2 separate regions of the Homo sapiens genome follow, and region 2 is linked to region 1. A link is an interaction called in ENCODE POLR2A ChIA-PET data of the cell type or tissue named here. Cell type or tissue: GM12878. All regions are shown on one strand. Links, peaks and the distances in the headings refer to the core of each region. The heading gives the core; the rest is flanking DNA.

Region 1 (5,751 bases), core at 1,191-5,190:
TTGGCCTTGGGAATTCTGGGAAAACTTTTACTTCCTGATTAAAGATACATATGCAGCTAGGCCACCTCCTCCCCCCCTTACTGCCATAAACACCAAAGTGATGACTGGAGCTGGAGGAGTTATTTGAACCACGACGAAGGGCCAAGAGAACCACGAAGATGCCAGTTGCCACATTGTTGAGCTGCTGACCCAACACCAGCCATTGCCTGTCTCTAAACATCTTATGAAATAAAACCAGTTTTGTTTAATTTCTAGGCTTTTTTTTTAAATAGACGGAGTCTTGCTCTGTCGCCCGGGCTAGAGTGCAATGGTGCAACCTCCGCTCACTGCAACCTCCGCCTCCCAAGTTCAAGCGATTCTCCTGCCTCAGCCTCCCAAGTAGCTGAGATTACAGGCGCCCGCCACCATGCCTGGCTAATTTTTGTGTTTTTTAGTAGAGACAGGGTGTCACCATTTTGGCCAGGCTGGTCTTGAACTCCTGACCTCAGGTGATCCTCCCACCTCGGCTTCCCAATGTGCTTGGATTACAGGCATAAGCCACCGTGCCTGGCCAATATCTAGGCTTTTTACTAGCAGTTGAAAGCTAGTTTGTCAAATAGAGTTTTTCAGAGCTTTAGTTTTGCATTTACCCCAGCCTTTTGATACACAAATAGGTGAAGTTTTTCTGAAGTGGAGTTTGCAGTTCCCCACTTTTTGTATACTCACGCTCTGCCCCTGCTCCTGGGCTTGCCTCAGACAAGGCTGAGGCATTAGTAGGGCTTAAACTTTTTTAACAAGCCTCAACAATTCATCAAATTAGTAATTTAGAAAATTTGTTTGGCAAATTGTATTCTGACATTTTTTGTTCTGGAAATGGCTTTCTGTACATTTATTTTTGCCAAATTGACCTAGCATTAAATAAACACACCACCCAGTTTTTGAGGACCTCCATAAACCAGTTAGTTCCAAAAGCATTTATTATTTGCTAATTTGCTAGCATGCAGGTTGATGCAGGTTGATACCAGGTGTTGGATATTTCTTGACCAGTCAGACTTGGTTAAGGAATGGAGTTGGGGTGAGAGACAATGCATTAAGTTAGTAAAAGGTTGTAGGCAAACTATGCTTATCACAAAATGAATCAGTTAGTAAAAGACAGCATATATTATGTAATACAATGTAGAAATCTGAAGGAATAAAATGGAAGAAGGCAATGTGGATAGATCTTAAATATAAAGGTGGTTAAACATAAATGAGAATCAGAATGGTATTTAAAGCACAGTGCTTGTATTGGACCTAAATCTTATGTACGTCCCCAGATTTCCTCCCTGCTGCCCTGTCCTATCGCCCCGTCAGTTGCCCTGGAAATCCCAGTTCCTCTGCTGCCACCAGACAGCCAGGTGGACCAGTTGTGTGTCTAGTTTCTGATTCCTCCAGCGACTAACAGATTTGTATGAAATACCCTACAGAGAATGGAATCTGACATCCCTACCACCAAAGGGGGCAGATGATGCATATATTACTTTAAGCAGCTAAAGTGGCAGCTAAACTGCTAAAACTTTTTCAGTCTCTCTACATTATATTAAAAACCAGATTGCTATGTATAATATGCAGATCTCAAATGTCACATAAACACATAGAATGCAACAGAGTAGTTTTATAAGTTTTCTTTCCTGGGACATCTGTCAAATTTAGACATTTATGATTAAGTCATATAAGCCAGGGAAGTACAGATTTTCCAATCTTGTGATGACCAACTTCCTTTGAGAATGGATAAATGTAGTTAAATGTTAGAAATGTTAGAGTATAAACAATATAGCTTTCTTAGGTTTCTTTCTCTTTTTTTTTTTCTGGAGACAGAATCTGGATCTGTCACCCAGGCTGGAGTGCAGTGGCGCAATCTTGGCTTACTGCAACCTCCGCCGCCTGGGGTTCAAGCGATTCTCCCACCTCATTCTCCCGAGTAGCTGAGATTACAGGTGCGTGCTACCACGCTCGCTATTTTTTGTATTTTTAGTAGAGACAGGGATTCACTATGTTGGCCAGGCTGGTCTTGAAGTCTTGACCTCAGATGATCCACCTGCCTCAGCCTCTCAAAGTGCTGGAATTACAGGCGTGAGCCACCGCGCCCTGCCCAGTTTCTGCCAATGATTATATACTTGATATATAAACATCCTTAAATATAAAATGTTCCGTATGATTGCACATAAAAAATTTGTTCAGCAACGACAATTTGTCAACATATTAATGTAATAAATAGTTTGAACTGGAATCACCTATAAAAAATGATAAATCCTGGAAAGAAACCGTTTCAAGTCAAATTATGTTTAAAAGTTACATTTTTCTAAAGAAAACAAGTATAGGCAGGGAATACTGGCCACATGCCTTGTTTTTTTTTTTTTTTTTTTTTTTTTTTTTTTTTTTTAAGACGAAGTCTCGCTCTGTAGCCCAGGCTGGAGTGCGAGTGCGGTGGCGTGATCTAGGCTCACCACAACCTCTGCCTCCCAGGTTCAAGCAATTCTTCCTCAGCCTCCGGAGTAGCTGGGATTGCAGGCGCGCGCCACTGCACCCCGCTAATTTTTGTATTTTTAGTAGAGAGGTAGGTTTCACCATGTTAGCCTGGCTGCTCTTGAACTCCCGACCTCAGGTAATCCGCCCGCCTCGGCCTCCCAAAGTGCTATTTATTTATTTATTATTATTATTATTAAGAAAGATGCGTATCAGGGAAACTAAAAAAGACAGACTATGGGTGAAATTCCATAAAAGCGGCAATGCAGCCAAGGTTTAAAGGTATTTAAGGGCAGACGCAGAAATTACGTTCCCGCCCCACCCCACCCCCCCAGCGATAATTAGAACTACTTGGGAAAACTAAGTCCATAAAAACTCAGCAAAGGGGCACCACGAGCCTTCCACTTTAACACAATCTGCCAATCTGAAGCCATCAGATCCGGGAAGGGATGTAGGTCGTAATGTCCTTTGCCATCCCTGCGAGGGACAGAGCTGGGCGAGGAAAGATTCCAGATCAGCTTGGAAGTGTCTCCTGGCTGCCTACAGACACCCGGGTATCGCAAGGCGCCCAGATGCTCTGGGGCTGTCATTGACAGCTAGGCTTTCTCTTGTGACCGCGGCAGCTCCCGAGCACTCGCAGGCCTCACACGCAGCCTAAGAGTGCGGAGTGAAGCTCGCTATGCTTCGCGCGTGCGCCTTCCTGGGCCGGGGTGACCCGGAAGCACTAGCTCGTAAGTTGCCGGGATGCTGTGAGCACGGGGACTTATGAGCAGGTCGCGTCACTGCAGCTGCGAGCGCTGCGTTTCGGATTTCGGCAATAGCTTCCGACCCCGGGCTTGAGTCCTAAGCTGCGGACTCGCCTCCCCAGTGGGCATCTCGCAGGCCAGCCAGATGCTGCTTTGGGGCGGAGTTGGACTTTTTATTTTTTTGTTGTTGTTGACGCTTATTATCTTTTGGAAAAACAGGCATAGATCCCCATTCTCGGGACTTCCCAGATGTTGCTGCAACTGGGGGATTAGAGGAATGGTGCACCCTGGGACCCAGGTGGTGCCTTCGAAGTCCAGGGTGTTCCTCGATTTTAACCAGGGAATTACCGAAATGGAGGGTTTTTTCCCCACTGGGGCATTTGGCTTTTCAGATTTTGTAAACCTGCTTTCCCTTGTTCCTCCCACCAACAAATTATATATATTATTTATATGTTATATATAACGTATTACATATATGTATTATATATATGATTACACATAATATGTATCATTATAGGAAGAGTAGAAATAACTGGATTTTAAAGTCACCCACAATCCTGTGTCCAAAAAGACAATATTAAATTTTGGTTTTACATTTTATTTTCTAGTATCTTATTTTTGCATGTGTGTATATGCGGGGTTTTCTTTAAAAAAAAAAAAAACAAATTAGGCCGGGTGCGGCGGCTCACGCCTGTAATCTCACCACTTTGGGAGGCCAAGGTGGGTGGATCACCTGAGGTCAGGAGTTCGAGACCAGCCTGGCCAACATGGTGAAACCCTGTCTGTACCAAAAATACAAAAAATTAGCCAGGTGTGGTGGCAGGCGCCTGTAATCCCAGCTCCTCGGGAGGCTGAGGCAGGAGAATCGCTTGAACCCGGAAGGCAGAGGTTGCAGTGAGCCAAGATCACGCCACTGCACTCTAACCTGGGTGACACAGCGAGACTCCTTCTAAAAAAAGAAAAGGTGCAGCAATGACTAGCCTTGTGCATTCATTTTTCTCCCCCCCATCTTTAACACTTATTTCTTTAACAGAATTATGGAGCGACTATAATTGAAGATGGAAGTTTCGTGGGAAGGGATATTCAACATAGTTAACAACCAATATGACCTGATCACCATCCATTGGAATAGCCATATGTCTAGGGCTGGAATGGGGTTTTAGAAGCCTGATAAATCAGCAATTCACACTTTAGCCAGGAATCAGGGGGAGGTCAGAAACATCCTAGGGAAATGGGAAGGGCAATGAAAGAACATTTCAGAGGGTATCAGAGAATTTTACTATTCTAACACCCATTTAGTTAAACGTGTATAATAATCATCAGCCCAATTTGTATGTTTGCTATTGAAAAGATAAGGATTATAATCTGATTATCTTGTCCTCTTGTGTCCAGAATTGGTGGGTTCTTGGTCTCACTGACTTCAAGAATGAAGCCTCGGACCCTCATGGTGAGTGTTACAGCTCTTAAGATGGCACGTCTGGAGTTTGTTCCTTCTGATGTTTGGATGTGTTGAGAGTTTCTTCCTCCTGGTGGGCTCGTGGTCTCGCTGGCTCAAGAGTGAAGCTGCAGACCTTCGCAGTGAGTGTTACAGCTCTTAAGGCAGTGTGTCTGGAGTTGTTCGTTCCTCCTGGTGGGCTCCTGGTCTTGCTGGCTTCAGGAGTGAAGCTGCAGACTTTCGTGGTGAGTGTTACAGCTCATAAAAGCAGTGTGGACCCAAAGAGTGAGCAGTAGCAAGATTTATTGCAAACAGAAAAAAAAACAAAGCTTCTACAGTATGTAAAGGAACCAGAGCAGGTTGTCACTGCTTGCTCGGGCAGCCTGCTTTTATTCTCTTATCTGGCCCCACCCACATCCTGCTGATTGGTCCATTTTACAGAGAGCTGAGTGGTCTGTTTTGACAGGGTGCTGATTGGTGCATTTACAATCCCTGAGCTAGACACAAAGTTTCTCCACCTCCCCACTAGATTAGCTAGGTACATCCACACAAAGGTTCTCCAAGTCCCCACCAGAGTAGCTAGATACAGAGTGTCGATTGGTGCATTCGCAAACCCTGAGCTAGACACAGGGTGCTGATTGGTGTGTTTACAAACCTTGAGCTAGATACAGAGTGCCGATTGGTGTATTTACAATCCCTGAGCTAGACATAAAGGTTCTCCGCGTCCCCACCAGACTCAGGAGCCCAGCGGGCTTCATCCAGTGGATCCCGTACCCGGGTTGCAGGTGGAGCTGCTTGCCAGTCCCCCGCCGTGTGCCCGCACTCCTCAGCCCTTGGGTGGTCGATGGGACTGGGAGCCGTGGAGTAGGGGGTGGCGCTTGTCGGGGAGGCTCAGGCTGCACAGGAGCCACGGAAGCGGGGAGGGGAGGCTCAGGCATGGCGGGCTGCAGGTCCCGCGCCTTGCCCCGCGGGAAGGCAGCTAAGGCCCGGCGAGAAATTGAGCACAGCAGCTGCTGGCCCAGGTGCTAAGCCCCTCACTGCCCCGGGCCGGCGGGGCGGGCAGGCAGGCCGCTCAGAGCGCAGGGT
Region 2 (5,751 bases), core at 723-4,722, 160 kb before region 1:
AGTTAATCTTCTAAACACCAAAGTACCCAATACAATATTTCATACCAAAAAAATAAATAAGTGGTTTCTCTACTGGATGAGATAAAATGCTTTATCTGGAACAAAGCAAACTTTACAGTTGATTGTAGCTTAATAATATACTTTTAAAAATTTCTGTCAAACAATTTGGTAATAGATTTCATTTTTTTATTTTATTTTTTCTAAATTTGGTGATAGATTTCAAAAGCCATAAAATGTCTATATCTCATTTCAATGACTTTCATATTACATACACAAAAAGCTAGGTATGTTGTAGAAAAATGCTTATAATATTTACGGAAAAAATCATGTTATACATTCCACGTTACTGTATATGCAATTATATTAAAATGTCTATTCACATGCAAAAGGCCTAGAAAGAATTAGATAAAAATGATAGCAGGAGTTCTTTAAAGATATCAGAATTCTTGGTAATTTTTCAAAGCTTTCAAGAAAGTCCTTCCCACCTTTTTCACACGGAGAAGAAAAAAAAAATCAGTAAAAATATAACAAACCTCTCGTACATCATTGGTCATAAGCCAGAAGCGATTCTTTAAATTGGATTCAGCCAATGCTGAGTTTATAATCCTAGAAAATGTTTGACTCTCTTTCTCCATCCAACAGATATGATTTAAAATAACAGTTTCAGCAACTCTTCTCATCACGCCTCTTAAGACAAATTCTCCCAAACTTGATCCAGGGAGACCTCCTCTGGAGATGAGAGAGAAGTTCAGTTTGGAGTTCAAACCTTAAGCAGTGTCTGAACGACTCCAATAAAGAAAAACTGTCTTTTAAAATACCTTAGTTAGCGTCTCTCTTTGCATCTAGCTTACGCCAGCCAAGCTAGAGGCAACATAATCAGCTACACTTTATGAAATAATGAGAAAGAAATTCTCAACAGAATCATCAAAAAATGGAGAGCTAACTACTTGGGTCAAATTCACTTGGCCCAATATATCTTGCTTGAAAATAAAGACTGTTTGGGAAAAGACATGTTGCAAAATGAATTTCCACTTCAGTAAAGTCTTAATGAAAATAACGATCATTAACAATCCTTGGAAAACCAAGCTCATGTATTTATAAATATAAGATATTACCATATTTCCCAATTTAACAATGTATCCTAGCAGTTTGTTTTTTTTTTTTAAATGGAGTCTCGCACTGTCACCCGGGCTGGAGTGCAATGGTGTGATCTAGGCTCACTGCAACCTCCACCTCCCGAGTTCGAGCAATTTTCCTCCTAGCAGTCCTTTATTGCTGATATTGACTCTGTAATACCAGCACTTTGGGCGGCTGACGTGGAAGGATTGCTGTAGGTCAGGAGTTTGAGACCAGCCTGGGCAACATAGCAAGATGCCATCTCTTTAAAAAAATTTTTTTAATTAACTGGGCATGCTGGCATGCACCTGTCGTCCCAGCTATTCAAGAGGCTGAGGTGGGAGAGTTGCTTGAGCTCAGGGGGTTGAGGCTGCAGTGAGCTATGATTGCATCACTGCACTCCAGCCTGGGTGACAGGGCAAGACTTTGTCTCAAAAAAAAAAAAAAAAAAAAGGAAGAAAGGGGCCTGTTAGGCCAAGAGCTTGGTGTGAACAGGGGCTCAGTGACTGGAGGACCCACCTCCTGCCCCGGGAGAAGTGAGGAGGCCAATGTAGCTGAAGTTGAGGGATGAGATTGGAAGTTCTACAGAGGTTCCAAGGCATCCCCAGGGAGGTCTTGAAATCTATGCCAAGAACTGGCTGTCATTTTCTAGCAACAAGAAACCCTAGGCAGGGAAACTAGTTACAATATTGCATCAACCAAGATCTCAAGTAATAAGTCCCAAGCCCAAATGGTAGAAGTGAGAATGAAGAAAAAGGAACTTGAGACTTTACGAAAAAGAAAATATATATATAATGAAAGAATTTGGCCTTGGCCCTACATCTAGCCAATTATTTAGGGAGACACTTCAAGTACTTTGGGGAAGGAAACAAGATGAGTTCTGCAGAAACACACACAGGCATATAAGTAATTAAGGAGGGGGTCCGGCCCACTTGTATGTGGTCTGGAAGGTTGTATAAAATACCTCCACTAGCCTGCTAGCCATGTTACTTCTAGAAGTTGACTTTTCCTTTTTTTATTTTTTATTTTTATTTTTTTGAGACAGTCTCACTCCGTCACCCAGGCTGGAATGCAGTGGCGTGATCTTGGCTCACTGCAACCTCCGCCTACTGGGTTCAAGCAATTCTCATGACTCAGCCTCTTGAGTAGCTGCGATTACAGGCACGTGCTATCTACCACACCCGACTAATTTTTTTGTATTTTTAGTAGAGACAGGGCTTTGCCATGTTGGCCAGGCTAGTCTCAAACTCCTGACCTCAGGTGATCCGCCTGCCTTTCCTCCCAAAGTGCTGGGATTACAGGTGTGAGCCTCTGCGCCTGGCCCCTTTTTTCATTTTAATATTGTTGTAGTGGTACCCAGAGTTATCATTGCTTTCAATGTAAACAGTAAGGATATGTTTCAAACATTAGATAGGAGTCACTCTCATGTCATTATCCTACCATATCATTTTTTTTTTTTTTTTGAGACAGAGTTTTGCTCTTGTTGCCCAGGCTGGAGTGCAATGGCACGATCTCAGCTCCCTGTAACCTTCACCTCCTGGGTTCAAGCGATTCTCCTGCCTCAGCCTCCCGAGTAGCTGGGATTACATGCGCCCACCACTACACCAGGCTAATTTTTGTATTTTTTAGTAGAGACAGGGTTTTGCCATGTTGGCCAGGCTGGTCTCGAACTCCTGACCTCAGGTGATCTGCCTGCCTCGGCCTCCCAAAGTGCTGAAATTACAGGTGTGAGACACTGCGTCTGGCCCCTACCATATTTTTTTTAATGCAACATAAAAAAAACTTACAGAACATGTAATTTAGGGGATGAGTATTGCATTTCCAAAAAAAAAAAAGCTACACATAAATTTAATTTAAATAACAAAGTCCTCCAGTACCTTCAGTCTGAAGAGTTTATAAATAGAGACATAATTACTGAGGATTTTTCTATCATACCACCACACTTCACACACACACACCAGAAGATACATTTACAGGCTATTCGTCATATAGATCTTCTTTGACTTCAATATGGATCACATGATTAATAATCCTCAATTCCTTCATGAAATTTTTTGTAGGACTCCAACTGTGTGTAATCATGCAATCTGAGTATTCCAAGCAACTTTATCAAAACTCTTAGAACAAAAAGAAAATAGTCAGACATGGAAGAGAAAATTTGTATTTGTGACCTCCTAATAAACATCTTTTAATCCCCTGTAGCCAAAAGTCTAGATACAATTTTATGTTTGAAGCATGGCAAACCAAGCAAGGAAGGAAGGGTTTGTAAGGTACTAACTGAGGTTTTGCAGAAGTCTGGCCCCAAAACCCATACTGTCCACCATCATGCTATACTGTCCGACCACCATTCTGGGAGTCTCAAAAAAATTGTAAGGATTTCACAAACTTCTCAACACAAAATATATTTCATTCGCTTTTTGTAAAAATTAAATTTTGTGTGTGTGTGTATTTTTATTATACCACCACACTTCACATACACACACCAGAAGATACATTTATTCACAGGCTATTGATTATATAAATCTTCCTTTGACTTCAATACTGGTCACATTATTAATAATCTTTAATTCCTTTATGAAATTTCATATCTATATTAATGAAAATAATAATCATTAATAACCCTTGGAAAACCAACCTCATGTATTTATAAATATAAGATATAATCATATTTCCTAATTTAACAATTCATCTTAGCAGCCCTTTATTGCTGATATTGACTCTGTAATACCAGCACTTTGGGAGGCCAAGGTTGGAGGATTGCTTGAGGTCAGAAGTTTGAGACAAGCCTGGGCAAGATAACAAGATCCCATCTGTAAAAAAAAAATTGTTTTTTTTGAGATAGAGTCTCACTCTGTTGCCCAGGCTGAAGTATAGTGGCACGTGATCTCAGCTCACTGCAACCTCTGCCTCCCAGGTTCAAGCGATTCTCCTGCCTCAGCCTCCCGAGTAGCTGGGATTACAGGTGCCCGCCACCACACCCGGCTAATTTTTGTATTTTTAGTAGAGACAGGGTTTCACCATGTTGGCCAGGCTGTTCTCAAATCCTGACCTCAGGTGATCTACCAGCCTCGGCCTCCTAAAGTGCTGGGATTATAGGCGTGGGCCACTGCGCCCGGCCCCCACAAAATATTTTTTAATTAGCTGAGCATGGTAGCATGTTTATTTCTTCTCCCCTTCCTTTTATTAGGGTGACACGTGATATATAAGAAATAAAGAATCACAATATGTTTGTGTTCTGTTTCACACATCAACAATAATTTACTCAGCCTCTAGGTGCCACATATCATACCAGGCTCCAGGAATCTGATGGTGACAACACCTGACTATCAGTGCTTTTATGGCACTTACCACCTAGTAGGAGATGTAATCAAAAGGAGATCTAATCAAAAGATCCTAGTAATCAAGATATCTCGTTAATAAATGGGAAATCCCAACCAGCTAGTACTGTGAAGGAAAGGTGTCTACTCTGAAGCTTTGCAAGTATAAAAGAATGGGATTCACTGGGGTAGGCACTGGCGGAATCAAGTGCAATTAAAAAGAAGGATCCAGAAACAAAAAGTTATGAGTGAGTAAAATCAGAATGCTTTAATTAATAGAACTGTATAATTCCCTATAGCAGAACTGTAATAGTAATAAAAGCTATCAAGATAAAAACTTACCCTACTATAAAATGTAGTCAGTCAACTAAAACGTTTACATTATTTTGAAGAGCTATCCCAGTGGCTTCTTCACGTGATGTGGGAATGCCATCATTTAAGCAGAAATTAAAATTCACACCAAGCCACAGTGCTCTGCAGCCTCTGGGCACATTTACGGAAAACATAGTGTGGTTTTGGGTGGTATTTTGGCATTTTTAATTTCATGAACTAAAATGTCTTATTTAAAAAATTAAGTTTTGAGTAGGAAGCATTCCTGGTATTCCTTTTGCTACTCCATAAAGCACTTAATCTCCAATAGCACCACTTGAATCATTGCTGTAACCCCCTTGCCTCCCTGTCATCCTCACACTCAGCCTGTCCCCTGCCCATTGCCCCTGGTCCTTGCCCAGTAGGCAGTGCTCAGATGTAGAGTGAGGGGGGTAGGTACTTACTTCCTTTGCTCAAGCAGGGTGATTTCCTTTTTGACCTCATGGTATTCTTCTGCTATTTGGCAGTGCTGTTTGAACACCTCCATGGATTCCTCGGAGTCATGACAAGGCGGCAGGGGCTTCACAAACAACAAGAAGAAATTAGTCCATTTCTTTGCATCAGGATAAATTACCAACCATTTTGCTCGCTGATGTTCTTTAAACGAAGGTTTTTTCTTCTTCTTTTTTTTTTTTAACGTGAGAACAGCATTGTCAGTCAACATTCAACAGAGTTCAGCTGATTCTATTTGACTGAAAATAGAGAGGTGGACAGATAGTCTCCACATTCATCTCCCAGTGTCATTCATGGGCATCTCAGGCCTGAGCCAGAGCCCTGAAATCCATTACATGTCAGTTACCTGCCTTGTGATGGAGTAAAAATAAGTCTCCAAAGGATTCTACCGTACTCCCCGGAAATCTTAGACTTTGCTTTAGAGAAGAGCAGTGGTGGGGAAATAGTTCAGTTGTCTGTTTCAATTATCCCTTGCTTTCTGTTTCTGTAGCCAGGA

Evidence for each region. Peaks named below come from ENCODE experiments on the same cell type or tissue, not always from the same donor. Only the 100,000 strongest peaks of a DNase experiment are listed, where the experiment ranks them.
Region 2: POLR2A ChIA-PET joins it to region 1 with 5 read pairs; 2 of 35 experiments call an interaction of 5 or more read pairs at or near these places.

What each region holds. Positions count from the first base shown.
Region 1 is chr21:29,000,256-29,006,006 of GRCh38, reverse strand. RWDD2B (RWD domain containing 2B) reads left to right here. Exons shown (of 5, transcript NM_016940.3): 5 at 1-1,623. Among named protein-coding and RNA genes, the nearest start is that of LTN1, 10 kb to the right of the region's middle. RefSeq lists an enhancer at 2,965-3,074. In GM12878, for the core only: no CTCF peak of the experiment used is centred there; a DNase peak (open chromatin) is centred at 3,196; H3K4me3 peaks cover 1,195 bases; H3K27ac peaks cover 1,528 bases.
Region 2 is chr21:29,159,512-29,165,262 of GRCh38, reverse strand. MAP3K7CL (MAP3K7 C-terminal like) reads right to left here. Exons shown (of 5, transcript NM_001286620.2): 4 at 5,207-5,322. Among named protein-coding and RNA genes, the nearest start is that of LINC00189, 31 kb to the left of the region's middle. RefSeq lists a silencer at 601-895. In GM12878, for the core only: no CTCF peak of the experiment used is centred there; no DNase peak of the experiment used is centred there.